Regions from separate parts of the Homo sapiens genome. Here region 2 is linked to region 1. A link is a loop called in an ENCODE intact Hi-C map of the cell type or tissue named here. Cell type or tissue: A673. All regions are shown on one strand. Links, peaks and the distances in the headings refer to the core of each region. The heading gives the core; the rest is flanking DNA.

The links. Peaks named below come from ENCODE experiments on the same cell type or tissue, not always from the same donor. Only the 100,000 strongest peaks of a DNase experiment are listed, where the experiment ranks them.
Region 2: it touches region 1 in a loop (2.7-fold over the local background); 7 of 110 quality-filtered maps call a loop at or near these places.

The regions. Positions count from the first base shown.
Region 1 is chr18:58,939,190-58,947,861 of GRCh38, reverse strand. ZNF532 (zinc finger protein 532) reads right to left here. Exons shown (of 10, transcript NM_001375912.1): 5 at 8,241-8,417. Among named protein-coding and RNA genes, the nearest start is that of ZNF532, 79 kb to the right of the region's middle. In A673, for the core only: no CTCF peak of the experiment used is centred there; DNase peaks (open chromatin) are centred at 4,811 and 5,311; H3K27ac peaks cover 7,090 bases.
Region 2 is chr18:58,994,864-59,003,535 of GRCh38, reverse strand. It overlaps the pseudogene OACYLP. Among named protein-coding and RNA genes, the nearest start is that of ZNF532, 130 kb to the right of the region's middle. In A673, for the core only: no CTCF peak of the experiment used is centred there; DNase peaks (open chromatin) are centred at 4,505, 4,955, 5,445 and 7,195; H3K4me3 peaks cover 666 bases; H3K27ac peaks cover 4,367 bases.

The sequences.
Region 1 (8,672 bases), core at 554-8,553:
GATGCATTCAGCTACATTTACTTAGAAATCTAAATTAATGACCATTTTACTATTCACAAATCTATAACTGGCACATGTTTGTACAAAGTCTTCATGTTACTTTAACACAGAGCAAAAGCATCCTTTTTTTTTAAAGATTTTTTTTTTTAAGATCAGACAAGGCAATGATGATACCCTAACTTGGAAAAGAATGTTAATCTGATTAATAAACTAAATAGGCCTACTCAACTCCAAAGTTTTCATTTAGAGTCAGTAGCAATTTTACATTTGAATGTCAATATTTCTATACCTGTTCTTAACACAGGAAGCCCTACACCAGTAAACAAATATACAGTAAAATCAAGAAACAGAAAATAAAATCGATACCACTGTTATTTCAACAATGCTTGAATGTTTCTTACGCTTTAAATGACTTAAAATATTCACTTGTCTCCTACAAACTATTTCCATGACTAATATGTTACTAACAAGCAGCCTCCTCAAATGAATTCAGCAGACCTGAACCTTCTGAACATAATCCCTCCTGCCCATCCACACTCTCTACTGAAACGAGGGCACGAGATGTCTTGAGAGGGTAAAGGGCTGCGTCTACCCTGCTGCCGGCCTCTGCCTCCAATGGATGTGTGTTCGGTCATTTGAGAACAGCTCTGATGGCAGCAGGTCACCATTTTTTAGTCACTGCTCTGGGTCACCCTGGCACATAGGAGAGGGCCTATGGGCATCTGTATTTCCTCTGGAGAACTGTGAGAATGGGCACAAAGAATTCTAAGGAGCCGCTTAGGAAAAGGTCAGAGAAAAGCTGACTGGATGTGAGGGTCAGAAATGAAAAGAGAGAAGTTGAGGTTTTACCTGGCATTCCTACGGCAAAGTTGAAGAACGGAATGCCTCCTAAAACCACCTGCCTTCCCTCTCTCAGGGCCCTGAGAGAGGACTTCCCATGTAGCTTCAAACCTCACTGTGCAATTCTCTGTCCAAAGTTACAGATGTAACTTTTTTCTCTTTTTCCCCGTAAGATTTATAAGTTTAACTGGATTGGCCTGTTTTTACAAGGTCTTGAGATGTTAGTTACTTTACTGCAGAGCACAAGTACCCTTGGGGGAGGGGGTGTTGAGAAGCAGACAAGGTTTTCGGGGCCGTACAATGCAGCACAATGTTGTATACTAATCATTTGTCATCATTAACCGTAGCAGGTGTGACAAAGATGTTCACTTCCTCCCTGTTTGAAACTGCTTAGTGTTGTGAACGGCCCAAATGTCCAAGAGTATAAATAAGTGGTTAAATAGAAAACTAGGCCAGCATGGTGGCTCATGCCTGTAATCCCAGCACTTTGGGAAGCTGAGGCAGGTGGATTGCCTGAGCTCAGGGGTTTGAGACTAGCTTGGGCAACAGGGCGAAACCCTATCTCTACTAAAAATACAAAAAATTAGCTGGGTGTGGGAGCTACAGGTGGCTGAGGCACAAGAATCGCTTGGGCCCAGGAGGCAGAGGTTGCAGTGAGCTGAGATCACGCCACTGTACGCCAGCCTGGGCAACAGAGCAAGACTGTGTCTCAAAAAAAAAAAAAAAAAAACTATATGAAGATTTTTTAAAATGATGTCACAGACCTATACCAATGGCATGGAAAGATTTTCATGCAAATTAAAACAGAAGATAACAAGATAGAATGTATGGTATGATCACATTTTTTAAAGGGCATAGAAAAGAAAGAGAAGGCATAGGATTGTCAGCATCTCTGCTGGATGATAGTATATGTATTTTTATTGCTTTGTTTGTCTCTACTTCCTGTTTTTTCTGTAATTGGCATAGGACAATTGTTTTAAAAAGGATAGACTTGGCCGGGCGCAGTGGCTCACATCTGTAATCCCAGAATTTTGGGAGGCCGAGGCAGGCGGATCACAAGGTCAGGAGATTGAGACCAACCTGGCCAACATGGTCAAACCCCGTCTCTACTAAAATACAAAAAAGAATTAGCAGGGCATGGTGGCGTGCACCTGTAGTCCCAGCTACTTGGCAGGCTGAGGCAGGGGAATCGCTTGAACCCAGGAGGCAGAGGTTACAGTGAGCTGAGACCACGCTGCTGCACTCTAGCCTGGTGACAGAGGGAGACTCCGTCTCAAAAAAAAAAAAAAATAAATAAATAAATAAGGATAGCCTCAAGAAAAGAACTGAGATTTACTAGCTAGGCTAAGAAATTGCTGAGAACTCAATTTTCACATTTTGAGAAATCACTATTTCACAGCTATGCCACAGCTCATTTTGTTCATGCTACATTCCTTTGGGGAGGGATTCTGTTGTTTGGACGTGCTGTCTTAACAACAGGAAGTGTAAAACAGGAGACCATCTATTTACGTAGCTATCATTCTGAGGAGGCTGAGCAGGTTGTTGGTGTAATATTAGAATCCCTCCCCACAAAATACTAACAGATATAAAAGGGAAAATGGTGACTTTATAATGGAGAAACTGCCTCGCCTCGATGATGAAGGGTGGCATCACCACTACCTTGTAAGACAGGTGGATGTCGCCCTTGCCCCCAGAGTGATCCTTTGAGAAAAGCATGGCATCACGGCCCAGGCATTGCCACCAAGAGCACATGCCTGAGTCCAGCAATGACAGTGCAGTGACAGACCAAGTGAGGGTCAGCCACAGGAGAGGCCTGGGTCCCCTTTTGGACGGCCAAAGACATGAGAACAGGGGACACTGAGCAACTGCTTCAGACGGAAGGACACTGATAAGGCAGCACAAGTAAATCCAAAATGTACACCCAGATAAGATCTCGGACCAGAGAGGAGAAAGACACGCATAACAACTGGGAGGAATCTGGATGAAGTCAATGAATTGGATGGTATTGTAATCAACAATGACTTCCTGACTGGGGGGCTGCACGGAGGTTACTTACACAAGTTCCTTTTGTGGAAGAGAGCAGAACACACCAAAGCATTTACATCATGGTCCCCCTTTCCTCCTAAATACAAAGCAGGGAGGGAGACAGACCAATGACTGCAACGCTAACAACCGAGGAATCTGGGGGAAAAAGATGCAAAGATGCATGCGTTCTCTCCATGTTCTTCCAGCTTTTTTGTAGGATAAAATCCATTACAAACTGCAGCTGATTTTTTTTTTAAAGTCCAAATACGACAAACCTCACAGACATGTCTTTTAGGAGCAGAATCTGAGGATGGAGCAAACTCTCCAATGAAAATGGAAAATCCCCAGGGAGACCGGCTACCAGGCAGAGAGGAGGGGCAGCATTCAAGATGGAGAGACCACTCTGCACAAAGGCAGGGGTCTACTGGGCACCGTGTGCTAGGAAACAGTGAGAACCCCAGTGTAGCTGGACTCCCAGGGGTGTGGGAGTGGCCAGAGAGGGTGCTTTAGAGTTGTGCAGGGCTTTGAAAGCCAAACCTGGAAGTCTGGACCTAATCCTAAATGCAAGATCGGATGAGTAGCAGGGTGACTACACCACAACAAAGCCAGTACGGGAAGGAGAAGAAGGAAGAGAGAGAGGAGGAGAGGGGGAGCGGGAAAGGAAGGAGAAAGAGAAAAGAATAAAAAGCTAAAACCAAATACCCATACTCAGGTCAAATTTACAGCAACAAACTCTCCAGAATACTTCAAACAGGTGTCACAACAAATAAATAAAAGACTCCAAGCTTTGAAATTGCTGCCATAAACCTCCTACATTACCATCAACTGAATCCAACTAGGGGCAAAGCACCACCCTCCGCGTCATACACCTAATCCCCACAGCCACAGTGAGGTAGATGACACTGCTGCCATTTCACAGATGGGACACCAGGACTTAGCAGACTAGATAATCTGCTTGGTGTTAAACAGATTCTAGGGCTAAAGTTCAAATTCAGCTTCCTCTGACTCCATACTCCTCTCTCATGCTGCTATTCTAATTTTGCGTGTTTTACTTCTCAGGAACATGTTCAAAAACTCTTGTCTCTTATACAATTCTTATTTTGAAGTTCTCATTTCTCCACTTACATACATTTAGAAATTGCAAATAAAAGGAAGGCACAGCAAAAGAAACTGCTGTTAATCAGCAGTCAAGGAAAAAATAGAAGCAGACACAAAACTTCATTACCATAAGATATAGGCCAGGCATGGTGGCTCACACCTATAATCCCAGCAATCTGGGAGGCTGAGGCAGGCGGATCACAAGGTAAAGAGATCGAGACCCTCCTGGCCAACATGGAGAAACCTCATCTCTACTAAAAATACAAAAATTAGCTGGACATGGTGGCGCGTGCCTGTAATTCCAGCTACTCAGGAGGCTGAGGCAGGAGAATCGCTTGAACCAGGGAGTTGGAGGTTGCAGTGAGCCAAGATTGCGCCACTGCACTACAGCCTGGCAACAGAGCGAGACTCCATCTCAAAAAAAGGAAAAAAAAAAAAAGGCTGGGCGCGGTGGCTTATGCCTGTAATCCCAGCACTTTGGGAAGCCGAGGTGGGTGGATCACGAGGTCAGGAAATCAAAACCATCCTGGCTAACATGGTGAAACCCCGGCTCTACTAAAAATACAAAAAAATTAGCCAGGCGTGATGGTGGGCGCCTGTAGTCCCAGGTACTCAGGAGGCTGAGGCAGAAGAATGGCGAGAACCCGGGAGGCGGAGGTTGCAGTGAGCAGAGATCGCGCCACTGCACTCCAGCCTGGGTGACAGAGCGAGACTCCATCTCAAAAAAAAAAAAAAAAAAAGATATAGTAATGGACAGTCAAAATGATCTCAAATTATCCAGAAAAGATTAAGGGGTACTCAGAGTTTCCTTTTAAACAGCAGGGTACTATGCCTGCCCACACACTGGAAAACAAGAAACAAAGTGCTTACAACAGTACCCAGCACAGAGTAAATGCAGTAAATTAAACAACAATCGTGTGCCATGCTTTTTGAACTGGGATGCTGGGTATTTTTTCATACATCCATATGTTCTCTAAGAAAAACGGGTGAGAGGTTATTTTAACACTGATCATTTAAAAAAGTAATGCAAATCATTTGCATACATTTATGTTATTTGTATAACCACCTGTTAAACAAATACTGCTGGGGAATTTCACTGCCTGAGCTGGGACTATTTAGTCATTTTGGACTTATGTAAACAGAATAGAGATGGATTTAATGCCAAAAGAAACCTTTGGGTCAAATGTAGGCCAAACAGCCACAGGATGAAAGCTTTTACCTTAGTTTTAATTGGAAAAGGGGGTGAGGGAGGGTTATCTCCGGGAACACTGCAGTACAGGCCTACTGGGCCCAACAGAGCTGGTGCAGCAGCCGTCATTGCCACAGTCAGGCTGCGGGTGAGGGCTCCAGGCAGCCAGACCAGCCCTCACACTGAATCCATGCGATTAACTTATCTTTCACTGGCTTTGGAGTTTTGTTAACCACTTCTTCTACAAATTTGTTTCATTTTTATAATTTAAAATACAGTACCTATTTTTAGGCTTGCACTTAGGAAGGAAGGAAGGAAGGAAGGAAGGAAGGAAGGAAGGAAGGAAGGAAGGAAGGAAGGGAGGGAGGGAGGGAGGGAGGGAGGGAGGGGCCAGGCGCGGTGGCTCACGCCTGTAATCCCAGCACTTTGGGAGGCCAAGGTGGGCGGATCACGAGGTCAGGAGTTCGAGACCATCCTGGCTAACACGGTGAAACCCCATCTCTACTAAAAATACAAAAAATTAGCCAGGCGTGGTGGTGGGCGCCTGTAGTCCCAGCTACTCAGGAGGCTGAGGCAGGAGAATGGCTTGAACTCGGGAGGTGGAGCTTGCAGTGAGCTGAGATCGTGCCACTGCACTCCAGCCTGGGCGACACAGCGAGACTGAGGGGGGGGCGGGGGTAGAAAAAAAGAAAAGAAAAGAAAGAAGGAAGGAAGGAAGGGAAGGAGGGAAGGAGGGAGGGAGGGAGAGAGGGAGGGAGGAAAGGAAAGAAGAAAAGAGAAAAGGAAGGAAGGAGGGAAGGAAGGAAGGAAGGAAAAGGAAGGAAGAAAGATGGAAAGAAAGAAAAGAAAGAAAGAGGAAGGGAGGTGAGGGGAAGAGAGAAAAGAAAAAAGAAAAGAAACAAAGAAAAGAGAAAAGAAAAAAAGAAGAAAAAAGAAAAGAAAAGAAAATACTGGGGCTGGGTGCAGTGGCTCGCACCTGCAATCCCAGCACTTTGAGAGGACTGCTTGAGCCCAAGAATTCAAGACAAGCCTTGGCAACACGGCAAAATCCCATCTTTACAGAAAACTTAAAAATCAGCCAGGCGTGGTGGTATGCGTGTGCACCTGTGGTCCCAGCTACTAGAAAGGCTGAGGCAGGAGGATCACCTGAGCCCAGGAGGTCAAGGCTGCAGTGAGGTGTGATCACACTCCAGTTTGGATCAGAATGAGACTCTGTCTCATAAAAAAAAAAAAAAAAAAAAGAGAGAGAGAGAAAAGAAACCACTGGAATAATTGTTTTCTATACAATACCCAAATTTGAAGAAAACTGTTTTAGCCTATTTTAATCATTTGCTTCCTTACATTCTGAGGTAACAACTACTGTTCCAGATGTCACACACATTTCTGACAATCAAATTTTATTTATTTTAATAAAGAACCAAATAAAAACTGTATTCATCCCAGGGGGAAAGGCTACATTAGTACCCACAAGTCTAACAGTCCTGAAAACTGAAGACACTAAAATTCACTAATCCCCATCTTCAGAGTCAAGACATCAAGACATGTATGGATTCCTTAATTTGTAATGTGTTTCATTTTGGGATCAACCTACAAAGATCAGAATGAAGGTCCTACTAAAATAAAATTTAACTTCAACATGTTTTTTTTTTTGATAAAACAGTCACTTCTGTAGTATTCAATCACATTTCCCCAAAACTAAATGTTTCAACAAAAGCCAGGAGAGAGAGAGAGAGAGAGAGAGAGAGAAAGAGTGTGTGTGTGTGTGTGTGTGTGTGTGTGTGTGTGTAAAATATGGCATAGCTGTGTATCTTCCCCCTAATACTTCCTTAATTATGGAGTTATGGGCAAAAACACAGCAACAGATTTGGACAGCAAATCTAGCTTCTTGTAATGATCAAACTCTATGTTGCGATAACTAATCCAGGAATAAAAGGAGCACAACCAGGAGCATTAATCCAGTGCTGTGTGCACAAGGAGGGAGCGAAGACACACAGGAAGGAACTAATGCTGACAGAGCCCTCCATGCTCCAGACACAGGCACTGTTGTGCTACACATTTTAAATACATCATCTCATCTCATCCTCACTTAAGCAGGACCCTCACTTCATGGGGGAGAAGATGGCCGCTGAGACAGTGCAGGTCCCAGGTCACCCAGCCGGTGGGTGGCAGGATTCCGACCGGCTCCAGTGCCCACACTCCCTCCTCTTTGTTAAGCTGCCCCTACTGCAGGCAGGCAGCCCCTTTTTGCTAAAGAACCGCTTCATTATTAAAGACTCCACAAAGCAAAAATCAATCAAATTAAGAGCAAGATTAAGGCAAAAAAAAATTTACTAATCAGGGACTTATACTGGCTATGAAGTTAAATTCAGTAACCAGTGTCTTAAGTTGCCTTCATCTTAAAAATATTACTTTTTAAGCAAAAGTGTACCCTATAAAAAAGGAACTATGGAAAAATTTAAAGATGACAGGGTTTCTAAAAAATAGTTTTCCTAGGAGTTGTCAAAAATCATCTTAAGAGGCTGGGTGCCGTGGCTCACGCCTGTAATCCTAGCACTTTGGGAGGCCAAGGCAGGTGGATCACGAGGTCAGGAGATCGACACCATCCTGGCTAACACCTTGAAACCCCATCTCTATTAACAATACAAAAAATTAGCCAGGAGTGGTGGCATGCACCTGTAGTCCCAGCTACTCAGGAGGCTGAAGCAGGAGAATCGCTTGAACCCAGGAGACGGAGGTTGCAGTGAGCCAAGATCGCACCACTGCACTCTAGCCTGGGCGACAGAGCGAGACTCTTGTCTCAAAAAAAAAAAAAAATTCATCTTAAGAAAAAAATATAAATATTTACTTGTTGAGCAAAAATTCGTGACAAGAGCATAAATAATAGGTAACGTTTTTGGACAAGGTCTTTACCTGGAAAGAACAGAAAGATTTGGATGAGCTATGAGCTGTATTTCATAAAGCATCAAAATTGGCATAGCTGCATAATTTTTCAGATCTTGGTAAATGTTATTCAATAGAACGACTACTACCTTGCTTCTAAATTGCTAATAAAGCAGTGGAGTAAAACTTGAAAGTCGGTATGACTTACTTTGGTTCTCCTATCTTGATGCCAGGATGCTGTGTGTAGGCGTGGGAATGTGTGCTTGGGGCAGACTTAAACGCCATTGGACAAATAGGACACTTGTAGAAGACTTCACAGTGAGAACCTTGAATGTGAGACTTCAGAGCAGCCACATCAGAGTACACAACATTGCAATGCACACATCTGTTAGAAAAATAAACACACGGTCATTAGCACAAGACCATAACACACGTGTAACTGCAAAAACTGGGTGAGATGAACACACTTTCATAGCCCTTTTAGGTTTTTAATGGCCCTTCGGAAGTATATTTTAGTTTTTTTCCTATTATAAATCAACTTAATTGTTTATGGGTTTTTTTTTTTTTTTTTTTTTTTTTTTTTGAGACAACGTCTCGCTCTGTCGCCCAGGCTGGAGTGCAGTGGTGTGATCCCGGCTCA
Region 2 (8,672 bases), core at 450-8,449, 56 kb before region 1:
CTTTCATTGATTTTTGCCCAACTCTTGTATCTGTAGCCAATCTATGGTTTCAGCTGACTAAGTATTGTCCCAACATGAATGTTGATATTTTCAAGTTAATGAGTAATACAGATGTGAAACAAGGAAGATGTATGTCAGAACTTATTTGTCCATGATGTGAGCAAATTTTTTGCTGAATTTTATAACGGAGTACTGAAGATACTTCCTTATCTTTTTGTGCTATTCATAATGTAATGGTTAGTCATTACACACTTCTAATTTACACTCAACATTTTATCCATTAATTTCCTCAGTCTAGACAATAAAACAATAAATCAAGCCCTGACTTGTAGCAATTGCTGACTTCCCTGATGAAGATACAGCCCCCGTGGCTGACCCCCAGCTCTCAAGGTGACGTCCCTGAACACGAACTTAGAAGGCCGTGCACAGTAGCATAGCAGTGACTTCCACTATACAGACATGAGAGCTGTAAATAGCATTAACAATATAGATAGATTTTTTTTTCTTTTTTTTTTTTTTTGAGACAGATTCTCTGTCTCCAGGCTGGAGTGCAGTGGCGCGATTTTGGCTCACTTCAACCTCTGCCTCCCAGGTTCAAGCGATTCTCCTGCCTCAGCCTCCCGAGTAGCTGGGATTACAGGAGCATGCTACCACGCCTGGCTAACTTTTGTATTTTTAGTAGAGACAGGGTTTCACCGTGTTGGCCAGGATAGTCTCGATCTCTTGACCTCGTGATCCGCCCACCTCAGCCTCCCAAAGTACTGGGATTACAGGCATGAACCACTGCACCTGACCTACAGATAGATTTTTTTTAATGTAGTAAAATAATTAGGAAGTGATGAGTTTTGAATATTTATTACTTTTGGGCTGGGCATGGTGGCTCACACCTGTAATCCCAGCACTTTGGGAGGCCAAGGTGGGCAGATCACCTGAAGTCAGGAGTTTTGAGACCAGCCTGACCAACTTGGTGAAACCCCGTCTCTACTAAAAATATAAACATTGGCCAGGTATGGCAGCGCACACCTGTAATCCCTGCTGCTCAGAAGGCTGAGGCAGGAGAATTGCTTGAACCCAGGAGGGGGAGGCTGCAGTGAGCCAAGATTGCCCCACTGTACTCCAGCCTGGGTGACAGAGTGACTCTGTCTCAAAAAAATTATTACTGTTGTTCTTAATAAAATTTAATTGTAAATTTGCATGAGTTAGCCCCTAAAAATATATTTAACAACCACCTTGACACTTAACAATTGGCTCTCTCAAGCCAGCACAGACTACCTGTAGCACACTGCTGGGCTTAGGAGTTGGAATTCCTTTTTTAAATTTTAGGTTCTAGGTATATGTGCAGGTTTGTTATAGGTAAACTATGTGTCATGAGGGTTTGGTTGGAATTTCTTAAAGTTGCTGTAGATTTCCAGAATTGAGGACACAGCCTGGCCATTTACAGGTGAGGAACCTTGTTAAAGGTGAAGTGTTAAGCAAGATGATGTGGCCACACAGCTGGTGATTGGCCTAAGCAGGAGGCGGTCCCAGGCCTTACCATTGCCAGCCTAGCACAATTTCCACTGCTTAGTATCCTGTCTCTAAACCTGGATTCGTTTACAAGAGAAGTACAATGAGGAAAGGAACAAAGTGCCTGTGGGAAGGTTCAGGGGGTCAGGCAGAGAGAGAAAGAGAAGGAGAAAAGAGACCAATTATCAGCATAGAAGGACAGCCCAGACAGGGGACCCGACCCAGAATTACAATAGAAATAGATAAGTATGAAGAAAGAGGAAGGGCAGCTCATTCCATGGTGGTTAATGTAAACAAAAATATGATTCTAAGACCCCCAACCATCTGAATGCACCCTTCCTTTCAGCCAAGGGCATTCCAAAGTCAACCTGAAAAACTAGTTCAGGCCACAATGGGAAGGGAGGGGGGACATCCCTCATTATGCCCTCCTCCCTTTCAGAATTCAGGCACAACCGGCCAGTGTTAACGTAAGACTGATAGAACAGACTTAAGTCTGATAAGAGACATTGACAACCTATTGTCTCTGAAGCTTGTTACCTGGAGGCTTCATCTGCATAATAACCTAGGTCTCCATAATCCCTTAACGTAACCCACACACTTCCTTCTATGGATTCCAGGTCTTTAGATAAACTCTTTCAACCAATTGCCAATAGGAAAAGCTTTGAATCCACCTATGACCTAGAAGCCACCCCACCCCCTTCCAGTTGTCCCACCTTTTCAGACCAACCAATACACATCTTACCTGGATTGACTGATGTCTCGTATCTCCCTAAAATGTACTAACCTGAAGTCTGACCACCTGGGCATATGTTCTCAGGATCTCCTGGGGCTGTGTCACAGGACATCAGTCACTCATTTTGGCTCAGAATAAATCTCTTCAAGTATTTTACAGAGTTTGACTCTTTGTAGACATTAAGGAGAAAGAACATTTAACAATAACCAGGAGAGAGGATACCAGTGATCTTTCTGGATGTGGTTTTTGTTGTGTTGTTTTGTTTTTGAGATGGAGTTTAGCTCTTGTCACCCAGGATGGAGTGCAATGGAGTGATCTCAGCTCACTGCAACCTCTGCCTCCTGGGTTCAAGCAACTCTCCTGCTTCAGCCTCCTGAGTAGCCGGGATTACAGGTGCCTGCCACCATGCCCAGATAATTTTTGTATTTTTAGTAAAGATGGGACTTCACGATGTTGGCCAGGCTGCTCTTGAATTCCTGACCTCAGGTGATCTGCCTGCCTGGGCCTCCCAAAGTTCTGGGATTACAGGCATAAACCACTGTGCCTGGCCTGGATGTGGTTTTTGTACGTGATAAGAAGTTGAATGTAGGACTTCTGAGGTTTATGGAGTTTAAAACAGCAGCAACAAAACCAGAAACAGTGAGTCCAGAACACTCGCTAAGGACTTCAGCAGCGAAAAGAGACATAAAATAAAAATCCCAAGATCCTTGGAGGGTGGCAAAACCAAAGCACACAAAAGTACTTCGTGGATTTTGTTTCTGTAAGGATGGTGGACATGAGAATGTTAGAAAGCAAATGGAAAAAGATGGTGGAAAGATTGAAACGGAGCCTCCTTTTGGAGTTAGATTACTACAGTGTTTCCTACCATGGCTGCCCCTTTTAATCCATCTTGCCCACTGCTGGATTGAGTCTCTCTAAATATCAGTCTCTCTCCTGTTCTAGAACAGCCATGACTCAAGGACTCTCTCTCTACCTTATTCCTCAGGCCCTGGCCGATTATCCAAGCTCCTGTATAGCCCATGCCTGCCACCATCTTTGTGTTTGGGGATTGGAGGTGGCATTTAAAAATGCCATCATGAAGCTGGGAGTGGTGTTTCACGCCTGTAATCCTAGCACTTCAGGAGGCCGAGGCGGGCAGATCTCTTGAGGTCAGGAGTTCGAGACCAGACTGGCCAACATGGCGAAACCCCGTCGCTACTAAAATTGCAAAAATTAGCCAGGTGTGGTGGCGCATGCCTGTAATCCCAGCTACTTGGGATGCTGAGACAGGAGAATTGCTTGAATCCCGGAGGCAGAGGCGCAGAGATCGCACCATTGCACTCCAGCCTGGGTGACGAGTGAAACTGTCTCAAAAAAAAAAAAAAAAAAAAAAAAAAAGCTATTGTGTGATATTTAATACATTAAAAAGGCATAAACAATAAAACAAATGCCTATGTTCCCACCACCCAGCTTAAAAAGTAAAACTTGACCAATCATTTGAAATGTGTGTTCCTAATTGCATCCCCACCAAGGCTAGCCCTGGACTGAATTTGGAGGTTATCATTCTCATGCATTTCTGAACATTTGACCTACGTATGTAGAACCACATAGAGCAAGATAGCATCTTAAATTGCATTTGTTTAAACTTATATATGTATATAACTTTCTACAGCTTGTTTTTTTCTTCTTGATGTTATTTCCATGCGATCCTTCCATATTGATATGTGTAGCTCTGCTTCACTCTTCTTGCTATTGGGTTTTATTCTGTTGTTCTTGTTTCTCTTGTTGTGGCTTATTTTATTTATTTATTTTTTGTGTTTTTTTTTTTTTGTGAGACAGAGTCTTGCTCTGTCACCCAGGCTGGAGTGCAGTGGAGCAATCTCGGGTCTCTGCAACCTCCGCCTCCCATGCTCAAGTGATCCTCCCACCTCAGCCTCCTGAGCAGCTGGGACTACAGGTATGTGCCACCACACCAGGCTAACTTTTCAATTTTTAGTAGAGACGGGGTTTCATCATGTTGGCCAGGCTGGTCTCAAACTCCTGAGCTCAAGCAATCCGCTTGCCTCAGCTTCCCAAAGTGCTGGGGTTACAGGCGTGAGCCACCGTACCCAGCCCTGTTGTTGCTTATTTTATTCAACAATTAAAAGTGCAGACTCAGGAATCGGACGATGTGAGCTCAAATCCTATTTCTACCACTGCAGGCAGGATACTTTGCATTTCTGTGGCTCCATTTCCTCTTTTATAAAAGAGATGATACTAACACTGTCCTCCCCCGCATAGTGGCTGCTAGAACTAAATGGCACCGCTCCCGTCCAAGCCTCGGAATGATGCCTGCCGTATAAAAGTACTCTCACCAGTGACTCTTATTCTTTTTCCATCTGCATGACTGCCAGGAAAACCAAGCTGAGAACTAAGGTCAGAACGACATGCTGTGCTCAAAAATCTCAGGCGAAATGTCAGAGCAACAACGCCAAGTATTTTCCGGTACATTAGAATGAAAATCAGTTTAAAAAACTACCGATTATTGTATTCATCTGTTAAAATAAATTAAGTCATCTATCCACTTAGATAAATCATTCAATTCTTTCCCAAACCATTTATCTTGGAGGTATCTTTTTAACTTACAAGATTTTCAATTTTCAGGCTCCTACAGATGGAACAAGGTTAGTGCATGACTAGAGCAACTTACAAGGCAAATATAGCATTAACATGGCTGTGACTAATGATGACAATATGTGCCACCACCTCATCACCAGGAATCTGAGCCAGCCATGGCACCTTCTGGATTTTCTTGGCCCGCTTATTTGGCCCCAGTTTGTCAGAATGTTCCCTGTCAACATCACCAAGTGTTGTAGCAAAACACAATCAATTTCAAAATGGGACTTGAAGAAGATGGCTAGTAAATCAATTGGATTTGTATTCTCTCGCTATTTCATTAAGTATCCAGACATCTAATCCCATGTAGAATGGCAACTGCTTCAAATTATGTGCTATTTTGAATTACAAAATATCAGATGAAAGCTTTTGATTACCTTTATGATGGATATTATGCTACTAAGCATTTTTCAATACAAAGTACATTAGTCATGCATTCAAAATGTGAATGGAAATTGCTATGTTCATTTGTCTGGCTTTGGAAAAAGCAAGTTTTTACATTTTTCCTTGTTAGTGGTTTCCATCAGCATCAACTATGAATCATTCTTCTGAAAAAGAGGTTACCCCAATGAAAACACATCTGATTTTTTTGTCCCTTTCCGGCAGGAAAGTATGTGTCTCTTTAGTTGTGGGAATGATTTTGGGAAATACTAATAATAAACTTCTGACCATCCGAAGTCCATCTATATCACATGCCAAGAGGCGTGGCTACAGTCTCACTCCTTCCAGCTTGAGCCCGTGCATTTACCAACACACTCCTTAGCATTTACTATCAAGCACAGAATGGGCAAGACTTTTTCCCCAAATAAGGAAGCAACTCATTACTAAAAGCAAACTAAATGTCTAGAAAAAGAAGCCAGCCGGGGGCAGTGGCTCACGCCTGTAATCCCAGCGCTTTGGGAGGTCAAGGTGGGCGGATCATGAGGTCAGGAGTTCGAGACCAGCCTGACCAACATGGTGAAAATAAAAATACAAAAATTAGCCAGGCATGGTGGCGGGCACCTATAATCCCAGCTACTCAGGAGGCTGAGGCAGGAAAATCATTTGAACCCAGAAGGTCGAAGTTACAGTGAGCCAAGATCGTACCATTGCACTCCAGCCTGGGTGACAGAGTGAGACTCCATCTCAAAAAAAAAAAAAAAAACCCAAGATATCTCATATAACAGTGAAATGTTATCCATATTGATGACATCAATGATGTTAATAATAATCAGCATCATACAGTATATAAACTATTCTCATCTTTTTCTTTTTTGAGAAGAAGTCACGCTCTGTTGCCCAGGCTGGCATGATCTCTGCTCACTGCAACCTCCGCCTCCCAGGTTCAAGTGATTCTCCTGCTTCAGCCTCCCAAGTAGCTGGGAGTAGAGGCGTGCACCACCGCACCTGGCTGATTTTTGTATTTGTAGTAGAGACGGGGTTTTACCATGTTCTCTAGGCAGGTCTCGAACTTCTGACCTCAAGTGATCCACCCACCTTGGCCTCCCAAAGTGCTGGGATTACAGATGTGAGCCCCCGTACCCGGCCTCTCATCTTAAGAGGTTGGTCTTCGTGAGATTCTTCTGGCTAGACTGACGGTAGAGCCTCCTACGCTAAAAATTCTCCTCCCTCTTTGATTCCTGGCAAAATGCAAATTAAGGCTCATCTTCTCTTTCCTTTCTGGTTCTGTGTCTTTAATTCTCAAGAGTTTGTCTAGAATGCTCCCAGCACAAACCTCCACTGCCCTGTGTTCACCTACACGTGTTCACCTACACAATGGGCCAGGGAAACCTACTTACTTCTTAGAGCGTATTCTTTGGGCTTCACTGAATTCAGATCGGAAAGGAATTCATCAGTATCTTGCACGCACTTCAGAGAGATGTTTCTTGCAGGAAAAACAAAAGGAAATTGAAAAGACAGCAGGCAAAATAGTAGAGTCAGGCTCATCATTGTCTCCTAACCTGTTAGGATAAGCCTCACGTCTTTGACAAACAGCCTGATATTTATGAAACACTGGTGTATAATATGTCGCGGGTAAATGGGACATGCTCGCTCCTTAACAGGCGGAGAGACAAGCTGCGTCTCCCAGCCACCTGCAAAGCGGCCGAGATGAACAAACCATGGAAACCAATTTATATACAACTTGTTATTGTTGAGTAACACAGCACTGTGGATGTGGGGGCTGCTGACCACCTGGCTTCCTTTAGTTATGCAGGTTAACATTTCCAGTTAACATGGATAATGCTGGATTTTCTCTAGCTAGATGGCCTGGAGTACGTCTCTGGGTTTCAAAAATATAGTGACTATGTTAAGTGGCAATATTTGGCTTTTGTCCAAGAAGGATGATGAGCTCGTAAAACATTTGGATGAATGATAAAGAAGGGCTTCTCCGTGATAGTCTGCATAGGGTATACATCTGCCAAAGCGTGTGCTGGACTTCCAGAGTGGTATCAGCGTGGGAATGTTGAACTGCCCCGTGGGAAGGAAGTTGTTGCAGTAGGACAAATATGCACACACATCCACATGTGGGAGTTTCGAAAACACATCCTGGGAAGTCAGACGCTGATGAAGGACCATGGGAATGGTACACAACTACTTTGAGAAAACATAAAATGTGTCGATCTGGATTTCTCACGGTGTAAATATTCTTTTTCCAGAAAGGCTTGCTTTAAATAGTAACTTCCATATCTCCATTTAAAATGGGAAGCAATTTCTGTAGATCTTGTTTACACTGCTGGAACACATCTGCACTTGTGGGTGGCCGTGACTCAGTTGTGCTTCCTGCTGCCAGTTGGCTTCAGAGCATCTTCTATTCTAGCATCCCAGACCACCCCTTTCTATGCACACACCCCGCCGACTCTGACTTCTGTTCCTTTGTTCGTGCCCTGCCCTCTGTCTGGAGCAACCTTCCCCCAGCTCCCCTTCTGCTGGGCATCCTCATCTATTCCTACTTATTCTTCTAAGTAGGTGTTGGCTCTTCCAGGAAGCCCTTCTGGGCTTCCTGAGAGTAGGCTATGAGAGTAGCCTGTTCCCTCTGCTGCCTAATTGCTTTGCACACTCCCTTTACCTCCTCACTTTGAAGGTATCTATTTCTGTCTCCTTTTCTCTTATAGACTGGAAGCTCCAGGAGGGCAGGCACTGTGCTCTTTTAATCATCCTGGAATATTCTCAGGCCTTCTGGGTAGTGATTAAGAGCCAAAGCTGTTCCTTACTGGCTGTGTGACCTAGAGCAATTGTGCAGTCTCATTTATCTTATCTTGAAAATGAAGATAATTATAGTCTCTACACCTTGGAATTATGAAATTTAATATGAAGTATTAAAAGAAGGCCAAGTGTGGTGGCTCATTCCTGCCATCCCAGCACTTTGGGAGGCCAAGGCAGGAGGATTGCGTGAGTCCTGGAGTTAGAGGTTACAGTGAGCTATGATTACACAACTGCACTCCAGCCTGCACATCAGAGCAAGATCCTATGTCTAAAAAAATAAAAATAAATTTTAAAAGTACTGAAAGAGGCTGGGTGTAGTGGCTCATGTCTATAATCCCAGCCCTTTGGGAGGCTGAGCAGGAGGATCACTTGAGCGCAGGAGGTCAACCAGCCTGGGCAACATGGTGAAACCCCTGTCTCTACCAAACATTTATAAAATTAGCCAAGCATAGGGGCACACACCTGTAGTCCCAGCTACTCGGGAGGCTGAGGTGGGATGATTGCCTGAGGCCAGGAGGTCGAGGGTGCAGTGAGCTGCATTTGTGCTATGGCACACCAGCCTGGACAACAGAGCAAGACCCTGCCTCAAAAAAAAAAAAGGTACTGAAAGAGTTCC